2 separate regions of the Mus musculus genome follow, and region 2 is linked to region 1. Evidence: chromatin loops called from intact Hi-C (ENCODE). Cell type or tissue: heart. All regions are shown on one strand. Links, peaks and the distances in the headings refer to the core of each region. The heading gives the core; the rest is flanking DNA.

Region 1 (4,952 bases), core at 534-4,533:
AAGCTCTGCTGCTCAGCTGCCCTTCTCTGTCAGCCCTCTGCCCCGTGTGAAGTCGGATTCTCCAGCCGTTCCGGGCAGGAAAGCCTAAAATGACTGCTAAAATGACTTTGGCTTTTTGGGGGGTTTGGGGGGAGGGTGGCAGTGTCTGTGCCATTGCTTTCTACATCTGAATGTGATGACCTGACCCTCCAGGTAGCATCTGACAGGTACCCGACTCCTTTTCTTGGGCAAGCCTCTGGCAGGGTGCCCTTTCTGTTCAAGGGTAACAGAGGCATTACCCCTTTCAGTTGTCAGATACTTGTGGTCTCATTTCTTGAGGAAAAGGCAAAAGCCATCTCCTTCTTAACTGTTTCTCCAAGAGCTAGACAGCTCCAGAATGCCTATGGCAGACCCAGGAAGGACAGAGTCCACAGTCCAGGCAAGACAACACAGAAGATCGGCTCCCTCGTGTACCTGAGTCTGTCTGCATCACTCTGTCACAGGCTAGCACTGGGCCTGCTCATGTGACCTTCTGCAGCTGACTGGCCAGCAGACACAGGTCCTGTGGCCCAGCCCAGGTTGCCTGGCTCCCCTCCAGCCTTGTTGCCTCTGTATATTTCTCTAGACACCCTGTGGCTAATTTTATTACAACTGCACAATGTCTGTTGCCATTTTGTATTAAATATACTGCAAGGTAAACCCTTCTGCGCCCAAAGCCGTGTTCTGCAGGAGAAACAAGCCACTTGCTATGGTCCTGTCTGCATCCAGAGAATGTCCTTGAAGCGGCCTGCCCTTCAGTTTGCCCTTTGGGAATGGGATAGGAGGCCAGAATAGGAAGTCTCAGACCCAGATCTCCTGGTGACTTTTCTTCTTGTTGTGTGTGAAATTGTACCTAGGCTGTGCTAGGCAGGCACTGCACCACTGAGTCAGCTCCTTGCCCTACCAACTTCTCCATGGTTTTATTTTAGTCTCCCTGTAGCCGAGACTAGCTTTGAACTAAGACCCTGAACAGTAGATCTGCCCCTATCTCTTGAGTGCTGGGATTACAGGCAACACCCTGTGCTTTTTCTTAAAGGAAAGGGGGAGAAAATGGGGGGGGGGTGTCAAGTGTGGGAAGACAGGAGGAGAGTCTTAAGTTTCTGGAGGATTTTGAGAGTTTTTTTTTTGGGGGGGGGTTGCTTTTGATTCAGAGTCTAACTGTAACTCAGAATCCTCCTGCCTCTGCCTCCTGACTGCCAAAATTATATACATGAACCACCACAGCTGGCATATCTGAGTTTTGTTTCATTTGTCTAGCTATATAGCCCAGGCTGGCCTTGGACTCAAAGATCCTCCTCTGCCTCCCTAGTTCTGAGATTAAAGGCACGTGCAACCACCACACCCAGCTCAAACTCTGCAAGGTTGTTTTGTTCTTTTAATACTTGACTTTTTCAAGGTCAGAATTGGAGCTAGGATCCTAATGGGCTAGCAACAGGGACATCCCAACCTTGGGCCTCCCAACCTTGGGCCGTCACAAATAGCGCCCAGGCCGTGGATTACCACATTCATGTGAGTTCCCAAAAATAAAGACTGTTTTTCCTGGCTCCCAGCCCAACAGTCTTAGCCTAGGTGGAGTGCTGAGGTCTGAGACAGGTGGAGTCAGCACCTTAGCAACCCCACACCCGTCCCATCTTAAGAGGGGGTTCATGAATGCAGTAGATACACTGACCAGCTGAGGAAGATCCCTGGAACAACCCACAGAAGATGATCAAAATGAGGCAGAGGACCTGCACGCCTGCAAGATTGTCACCAAGCCAGACAACCTGGGTTGGAGTCCAAGAACCCATATGGGGGATGGAGAGTTGCCCTCTGACCTCCATAAGTTATCAGAAGGCAACATGTCACCCAGTCATGCCATAGGAACCCTACCAACGAGAGTGTGCCCCAGAAGTTCACCTGTTAAAAACCTCAGTCCCAGCCATTTGTTAATGGTTTAGGTAGTAATGACTTTAGTGGCTTTATAAAAGGGAATCTTAAACTAGTGTGCCTGCTCTGTCGTGTCAGGTCTCCTACCATGTTATCAGGCAAGAGAAGAACACTGGAGTTGGGAGCGCCATGCTTTTGATAGTCAGCCTCTGGAACCATGAGCTATAATTACCCAATCTGTTTGTATCCAGCTATAGCAACTGAAAGGAAGAATGTGATTGTTTTTCTGAATTTTTTTTTAATGTGACACACAAGAAATGTTTTTAAATAAAAGACAAAATAAAAACTATGTCTGAAAAGTGGATGGGAATAGTGGGGGTGGGACGCTGCTAATGAGAAGTGTTAAGTGTAGCCAGGTCTTGTGCCTTATCAGAATCTAGTGACAAACACCTGGGCTCCCTAGGGAGTGACACTGGGCTAAGGCAGCTATATGGGGGTTTTTGTTTGGTTGAGTTGGTTTGGTTTTGGTTCCCAACCCCCACCCACCCCGCTGATAATCCAACTTGGGCCTGGAGAGAGTTTCTCCCCAGGGACCAGAGTCTTAGCCCCACATCCCAGTGGTAGTCCCTTGTAATATTGCTTCACTTCACACATCCACTCCTTCCCTGACCTTTGCAACCAACTGAGTGCTCAAGGCAAGATTGCTTAAGGATGCAAAGCCCTGCTGGGTGAGTTGCTCAAACCTAGGAACGACGGGTGAGCCAGCCACGCTCTGACGCCCGGGAGGCTGGGTGGGGCCCGAGCCGGAGTAAAGCAACAGCACACAGAGTGGAGAGAGCGTCTAGCACACAGCGTGCCCTGGTGGGGGCTGGAATCCGCATGGCCATCGGTTATCTGCTTATGGCGGATCTAAAGTGCTCTCACTTCTTAAGACTCCTGCCTTAAAGCTCTGCGGGCGGCCGATTGCAGCGAGGACTCCCGGGACCCGCTCAGTCAGCGCTGCGTGGAGCTCGCCTGACCCCTACCGGCCATCCGCGGACTCGCAGGCGCGGTGACTTTCTGGACGCTCCAGTTTCCCACTCGTGCTCTGGATGCACGGTTTCCAAGACTGAAATTTCCCCAGAATTTGTATTTTACTAAATGAGAACATTGAAAGATCACTATCCACTATCACCACCATCTCATACAAGAAGGCCAAACAAAAACAGGGAGACCATAAACAGCAAAGATGAGTGTGGTATTCTTTTAAAAATTATGGTCAGAGTTTAAAAAACTGTAATTTTTTTTCCAAAACTTATTTTATGTGTATGAGTATTTTTCTTGCGTGTGTATATGTGTTCTGCTTGTTAGTCTGATACCCGCAGAGACCAGAAGAGGAGCTGGATTCCCTAGAACGATGTTATGAGTTGCCTTGTGGGCAGCGGGGAAACCCATTCAAGGGCCTCTCAATGAACAAATGCCCCTAACCCGGGGGAGCCGTCTCCCCACCCTCCAAAACAATGTAAGTTTTTAAAAGTTTATTGAAGAGGAAAGCCTGTCCCCTCCTTCCCCCTGTACCATTCCCCCAGGACAAAACTTCTTTTGAATCTGTAAGGAGTTCCTTTTTGGCTATTCATGCTTCTAAGTGCTCTATTGATTGATTGGTTCGATTGTAGGTCCTCCTAAGGATACTGTTTTAATGTGCATAATTGTCATTTATGACAATCTTGTTATATGCTCATATTTTTTTCACTATCCAACAGGCATTTAGACAAGCCCCCAGATAGATGGGGGGTGTGGGGGGGGACAGGGCAGGAGCACATACCAGCCTCTTCTTCTGCCTATATTCCACTCCACAGTGGAGGAACTCAGAGCCACACTATGCAAGGTGGGGGCTCTCCCCTACTGTGCTCTACCTACTTCCTCTAACCAAGAGCCATTCAGAATTCGACTTCTCCACACCAATCCAACTTGCCTCCCTTCTTCCAGTCCAGGTCGCTGAACTGCACCTCCACCCTGAGCCAGAGAGAACAATGGAGCCTCCTCTGATGGAGCCAACCATGCATCCCAGCACATTTAAGGTCAATACAAAGGTTACACTGGGCATAGTAGGCATCTTGTATACCCAAGCACTCAGGAGCCTGAAGGAAAGGATTACAGTGACGTTGAGGCCAGCCTGAGCTATATATCCAGTTCAAGGCAAGCCTGGGCTACCTAAGTAAAAGGACTGGGAAAGTGCCCCCCAAATAAAGACCTAACATCTCAGTAGAGCTCCTTTGTCCCAGATGCTTTGGAGACTGAAGCAGGAGGATCACTTGGGGCCAGGAACTTGAGGCTACCTGAGCAACACACTAGACCCAGTGTTAATAAGGAAGCATGGTGCTGCGTGCCTTTAACCTCAGCACTTGGGAAGCAAGGTAGGCAGGTCTCTGTGAATTCGAAGGCTAGCTTAGTCTAGAGAGAGCTCCAGGTCACACAGGGCTCTGGAGACCTTGTCTTGGGGGAGGGGGACCTAAGGATTAGCAAAGCAAACACAATTTGGGTCTATCTTGACTCTTTCTGCAACTCCCCTCTCCGCTGCTGAGCACAGCAGCTGTGGTTGTACGCAGTCTTCCCTGCCTTACTCTGGCCTGGGCCTTTGCCCCAGCTGGTTTCTCCATCCAGGAAGTCCTTCCAGCTCTGTGCTGTGCCCTCCCCTAAAGCCTCACTGCAGGCTCCCTCCAGAAGAACTCTCCAGCCTTTCTTCTCCTCTCTCCCCACCTCACCCACAGCCCACTCCCCTTCCTCCCACCTTGGCACATGAACATCCAAGGGCGCACGACACGTTCAAGGGCAAGGTGGGCATTCTCTTCTTCATGCCTGCCACCTGTTTCCTCCAACAAGGGACAGCTCCAGGCCACAGCTTCTGCTGTTCTAGAATTCTAGAACTGCTCGGCAGTTCGAGTACGCCTGCCCACTCTCAGGGAGAGAGGCTAGCCTCATTTCTCCCAAGTATTTCTTGGATGCTGGTTGCTGTTAGATTAACTAGAGCACTCAGCCGGAGGCAGCCCCCCATCCTGCACCCCATCCTGCACAGTGGGTTTTATTAT
Region 2 (4,446 bases), core at 447-4,446, 120 kb before region 1:
CTGACCTTACTTCTCAATCAAACCTAGCCATTTCCTCTGACTATCCACCCCAGGTCCCCAGCTGCTGTTTATGGCTGAGCCTGCTGCACCTTGAGATCCATGGGGACTCCGGGCATGTTCCTGCATGCTCTGCCTGGGAAAGGCACACCTCACATCCCAGGGGAAGTGTGCTGTTGTAATTACCACAGCCTCTGGGCACCAGGCTCTTAACCACTACCACCTCTGCTGGTGTCCTTTCTTGGTATCTCATTAACCTGTGGCAGGCAACAAGCAACCAGGAATCAGGGGCCCTGGGGATGGAGCAGAGGGACCTGGGCCAGTCCAGGAAATTAGGACACCTACATACCTGCCTTGATTTTGTCCCCTGTCCCCTGTTACCTTCGGGCCCTGCCAGTTAGCCTCTCCTTCCCCTGGGCGTTGCTGCCTATGGTGGATGTCATCGAGGGTCTTCCAGATTGTCCACCCCGACCTGCAAGACATGATGGAGGATGGAGGGCTGTACCAACTGCCTTCACCAGCTGAAGCGATTCTGCTCCTTTCCTGCCCCCAACTCACATTTTCCATCCAGGGATGATGGTGGGTGCTGAGGCTTCTGGTGGGTCCTAGGACCTAAAGGGAAACAAAGTAAATGGGGTGGGAGTGTCAAAGAATCTAAAACAGACACCGGAGCTCTCTAGTACCAGGAAGCTTCCAATGGTCCTTCCTTCCCTTAGGAGTTCTATCTTCCCAAAGCCCACGCTACCTCTGCAGAAAAGCCTCCCCTGGCCTGGGGCCCTGGACTGTGTTTACACTGCCCAGCTAAATGACTCGGTCAGCTCGTTGGCCCCTAGGCTCTGTGTATGAAGAATCACCAGAAAGTCACAGGACTCCTCCCACAGCAAGCTCAGGAGGGCCGACAGGACTTTTACCCCACAAGGAATGACATCTGGAAAGACCTAGTTCGGCTCCCACTGAATCTAGCCCAAGCCGTAGCTCAGAAAACACTAGAGAGTGTGGGAGGGGAAGGAAGGACAGACTTTTTTTCCGTGTCCCTTTTCATCTTTGATGAAGAGACAGGGTAGTAGGATCCTAGACAAGACAAGAGGATCATGGGTTCTGGGCCAGCCTGGGCTAAGACTCTCCAAAAACAAACAAGGCACACGAGCATGAGGTGGGGATCAGCTCACCCTTCCTGCTGCCCATGGCCAGGTCCCTGTCCCTAGGCTTGTGGCAGTTCTGTGGCCTGTGTAGACAGAGAAGGGCATTACGTCACTCGTGGCAATGTGGGTAGAGGCTGCATCAGACTCCACCCAGACACTGTCTCCTCTAACCCCATAGCTCAGGGCAGCACAGAGTTGTGGTCCCAAGAAAGAGGCAGAGCACAAAACCCTGGGACCAGGGTCTGACGAAAAGTCTTTTCCCTCCAAGAGGCACCCATAGTTAGCCCTACCCAAGTCCCACAGTCACAGCAAGCTGCTCAGCCATGCCACCCACATGGACTTGGCTTTGTCCAGGTCCCACGGGCGGCTCCAGTCACCCTGTGGGTTTCTGTGCCGGGCAAGGCGGGCCAGGTCAATCTGCTCTCTCTCTTGTTTCCACTGCGTGTAGTCCCAGCTGGCCTCAGGGGACAGCCCCAAGGACTGTTGGGGAGGTGGACTTGAGACCACGCCTGGACTCCGGGGCTCCAGAACACCCTGCAAGGGGAAGACACTTAATATCATGGGGGAGAAGTAGAGAGAAGATTTGAATGGAGCTCCTCTCTCACGGTCTCTACTTCCCAGTACATAATTAGGTCTGTCTCGTCTCCAGCATGCTGTGCTTGCTGTGGACCTTTTGCACGCATCCACGTGTTCACTTCCAGTTTGAGACAGGTAATTTAACCTCTCTGAGTATTATGTCCTTATCTGTGAAAGGAGGCGTCCCTTTTCTTAGAGTTGTTGGTGTGGATAGACCAGACCGGCCCTAGATAGGAGGGGCACCCATAGGCGGTGAGCAAAATCAAGAACAATTACAAGGGGCTGCTGCCACCTAGAGGTCACAGCTGGCACATAGCCAGTCACCTACACATCCCTCTGACACCTTAGAGTCGAGTCATCGATCATATTATGGCTGGATAATATATCTGGCTTAATTATTTCTTACTGCAAGGCACACCCAAAGCGGATATTGGCCAGAGAAGGGGAAGAAGGTAAGAATTCTCACAGGTGGTGCCTAGGCCAGGTTTGCCCAGGCAAGGGACATACCTTACTTAGTTTCTCTGCCTTCTCCAAATAGGGATTGTGTCCCTACCCCTGCTTGAAGATGTACCTTCCCTGCTGAATCTGAGCTGGAAGTCATCTGCAAGGGTGCACGCCAGCTCCGGCCTCCTCCAGATGTCCCCTTTGCCCTTGGGCTCCGCGCTTGGGTCGTGGGTTTCTCACTTACTATCCTTTTGGCCTGGAGAAGGTATAGATGGGCATCATGGCTGAGCCAAGGGAGGGAGACCTGAGGTCTGGAAGTCTCAACTGCTCACCTTGGCTTTGTTTTCCATGGTGACAGCAAGTTCCACCCGGTGCCCCATGCTGAAAGTACCCGGTGCGTCTGCAGCATCTTCATCATCTGTCAGTGTGGTAGTCACTCCAGGTGAAAGGGGCGCCCTGGCCCAGTTTCTGCTGACCACCCTCTTCTCCTGCAGAGCGAGATGCCTGTGTCCTCAGGCCACATGGGTCATCCTGAGCAGAACCTGGGTGCTGGGTGCTGGGGGGAGGGGTTCCCTAGGTTTGGGTTCCAGCCCTAGGCCTCCCTGGAATGCCCGTGGCAAAGCTTGGCCCTTCAGGAGTTCACATGCCAATGGCATTAGTTATTCAGAGCTCAGAGCCAACAGAGGGATCCAAGATGCCACAAGGGCTTGTCATCTCTGAATCAAAAAAAAAAAAAAAAATCCAGAGTATGCAGACAATATGGCCTTATCTCTAAGACACTGATTCTTTTGCTTACAGCCCAGACTTCTCCCTCCTCTGCTTCCTGCAGGGTTTCGGCCTCAGGGTCTGGGGTAAGGAGAAGGCTGTGCTCTGCACATAGGGTTTACATGCAGAGCTGTAGGACTGGGAAAGTCTGTTCAAAGGTTTCTGTTTGGTAGCCTTTCATCTGTGGCCCTTTGGAGAAGATGGCAATAGCTTGGGAGGTCTGTTGTTGCTGGGAGACACCCAGAAAGGCAATTAGGAGAAATGGGATAGTGTTAACACCCCAGGCATGGTCCAGGCCTCAACCCTGCCTGTCTCCAAGGTGAGACTTACACCGGGAACCTGGCTGATGGTGACCGTGAGGCTGTCGGGTTGGAGGAGCCCTGGAGTGGTCACAGCCATGCCCCCCTGCTCCGCCTGCCGACGATCTTCCTCGATCTCCTGTGGGAGGGCCTGAAGTCAGCAAGGCCATGGCCCCCCAGGCTCACAGACACACAGACACTGACAGGCCTACACAGAAAAACACCAATGGGACACCAGGGGGCAGAGGCACCACATCACCAGTGCCCAAGACTTTGATGGGGGCATGGGCTAAGGCCCTCAGAGAGAACCCACTGTGTAAACAGCCTTTTGAAGGTAGCCAGGGACCCCAGCCACAGGAGTCCTCTCAGCCGACACAACACACTCACCTGGTACCTTCGTAGTAAGGCCTGGTTCTTCTTGCGCAAGGCAACTATCCTACGGTCCAGCTCGGCATCTTTTTCCTCATGCCGGCGCATTGTGGACTCGGCTTTGTGGGGCCCCTGTAGAAGGCATGGAACCCAATACAAGGAACGGATTTTAGCCCCAAGCTACAGCACCCAGGGTGAAAGAGGTTTCTTAGGAAGATGGTCTACAGAGGGCCAAACCCCACCCCAGTGAGGCCTGTCTGCCAGTTTGCCTACTGAGGGCTCAGGTCAGGGTTTCATACCCAGGGCCTCGGCTCCCAGCAGCAGGCTGCCCCTCCCCCTGGCTCCCCAGGGGGTTCTGCTGTGAGCACAGTCTGGAATGAGAGTTAAAAATGGCTCTGGCAGCCGAACCTGCCGTGACTGGGAAGCTGCCAGGGGATTCAGGAGGTCGAGGGGGGACACTTTGCCTCCCAAATCTAGAACCACACACACAGAGACAGGCTTTAGCTTGGTTCTGGCCTCCCAGGCACCGGACCCCACTCCCTAAGCCTGTGCCCAGTCCGAAGGAGAGAGCAGCTCCCACGGGCTCCGCGAGCCCTCCAGGTCTGAGCTGCTGACTGATGGGGCAGGAGAACAGCAGGCCCAGCTGGGAGCAACTCTGGGCCGAGCCATGCCTCTGCATCAAGATCTGCGGTTCTTCTCTGTCTGGCTGTGGGGTCTATGTTTTGCTCAGCGCCTTGCCCGGCCCACCACCTGCCTCCTCGTGGCTCTCTTTCTCCCAGGCCCAGCTGCCACCAGCTGTCCCCAGAATGTGGCTGCTTCGTAGCTTAGCTCCCTCCCATCCTCTAGAAGCCCCC

Evidence for each region. Peaks named below come from ENCODE experiments on the same cell type or tissue, not always from the same donor. Only the 100,000 strongest peaks of a DNase experiment are listed, where the experiment ranks them.
Region 2: it touches region 1 in a loop (5-fold over the local background); 36 of 42 quality-filtered maps call a loop at or near these places.

The regions. Positions count from the first base shown.
Region 1 is chr2:118,880,675-118,885,626 of GRCm38, forward strand. It overlaps Ivd (isovaleryl coenzyme A dehydrogenase), which reads left to right. Exons shown (of 12, transcript NM_019826.4): 12 at 1-2,235. Among named protein-coding and RNA genes, the nearest start is that of Gm32798, 4.6 kb to the right of the region's middle. In heart, for the core only: no CTCF peak of the experiment used is centred there; a DNase peak (open chromatin) is centred at 2,737; H3K4me3 peaks cover 673 bases; H3K27ac peaks cover 406 bases; H3K27me3 peaks cover 1,307 bases.
Region 2 is chr2:118,758,035-118,762,480 of GRCm38, forward strand. Ccdc9b (coiled-coil domain containing 9B) reads right to left here. Exons shown (of 11, transcript NM_001001982.2): 2 at 3,611-3,724; 3 at 3,255-3,362; 4 at 2,492-2,647; 5 at 2,287-2,415; 6 at 1,474-1,673; 7 at 1,167-1,222; 8 at 556-609; 9 at 379-469. Among named protein-coding and RNA genes, the nearest start is that of Ccdc9b, 2.4 kb to the right of the region's middle. In heart, for the core only: CTCF peaks have their summits at 2,016 (motif pointing left) and 3,469 (motif pointing right); DNase peaks (open chromatin) are centred at 2,007, 2,477, 3,587 and 3,967; H3K4me3 peaks cover 1,103 bases; H3K27ac peaks cover 2,044 bases; H3K27me3 peaks cover 252 bases.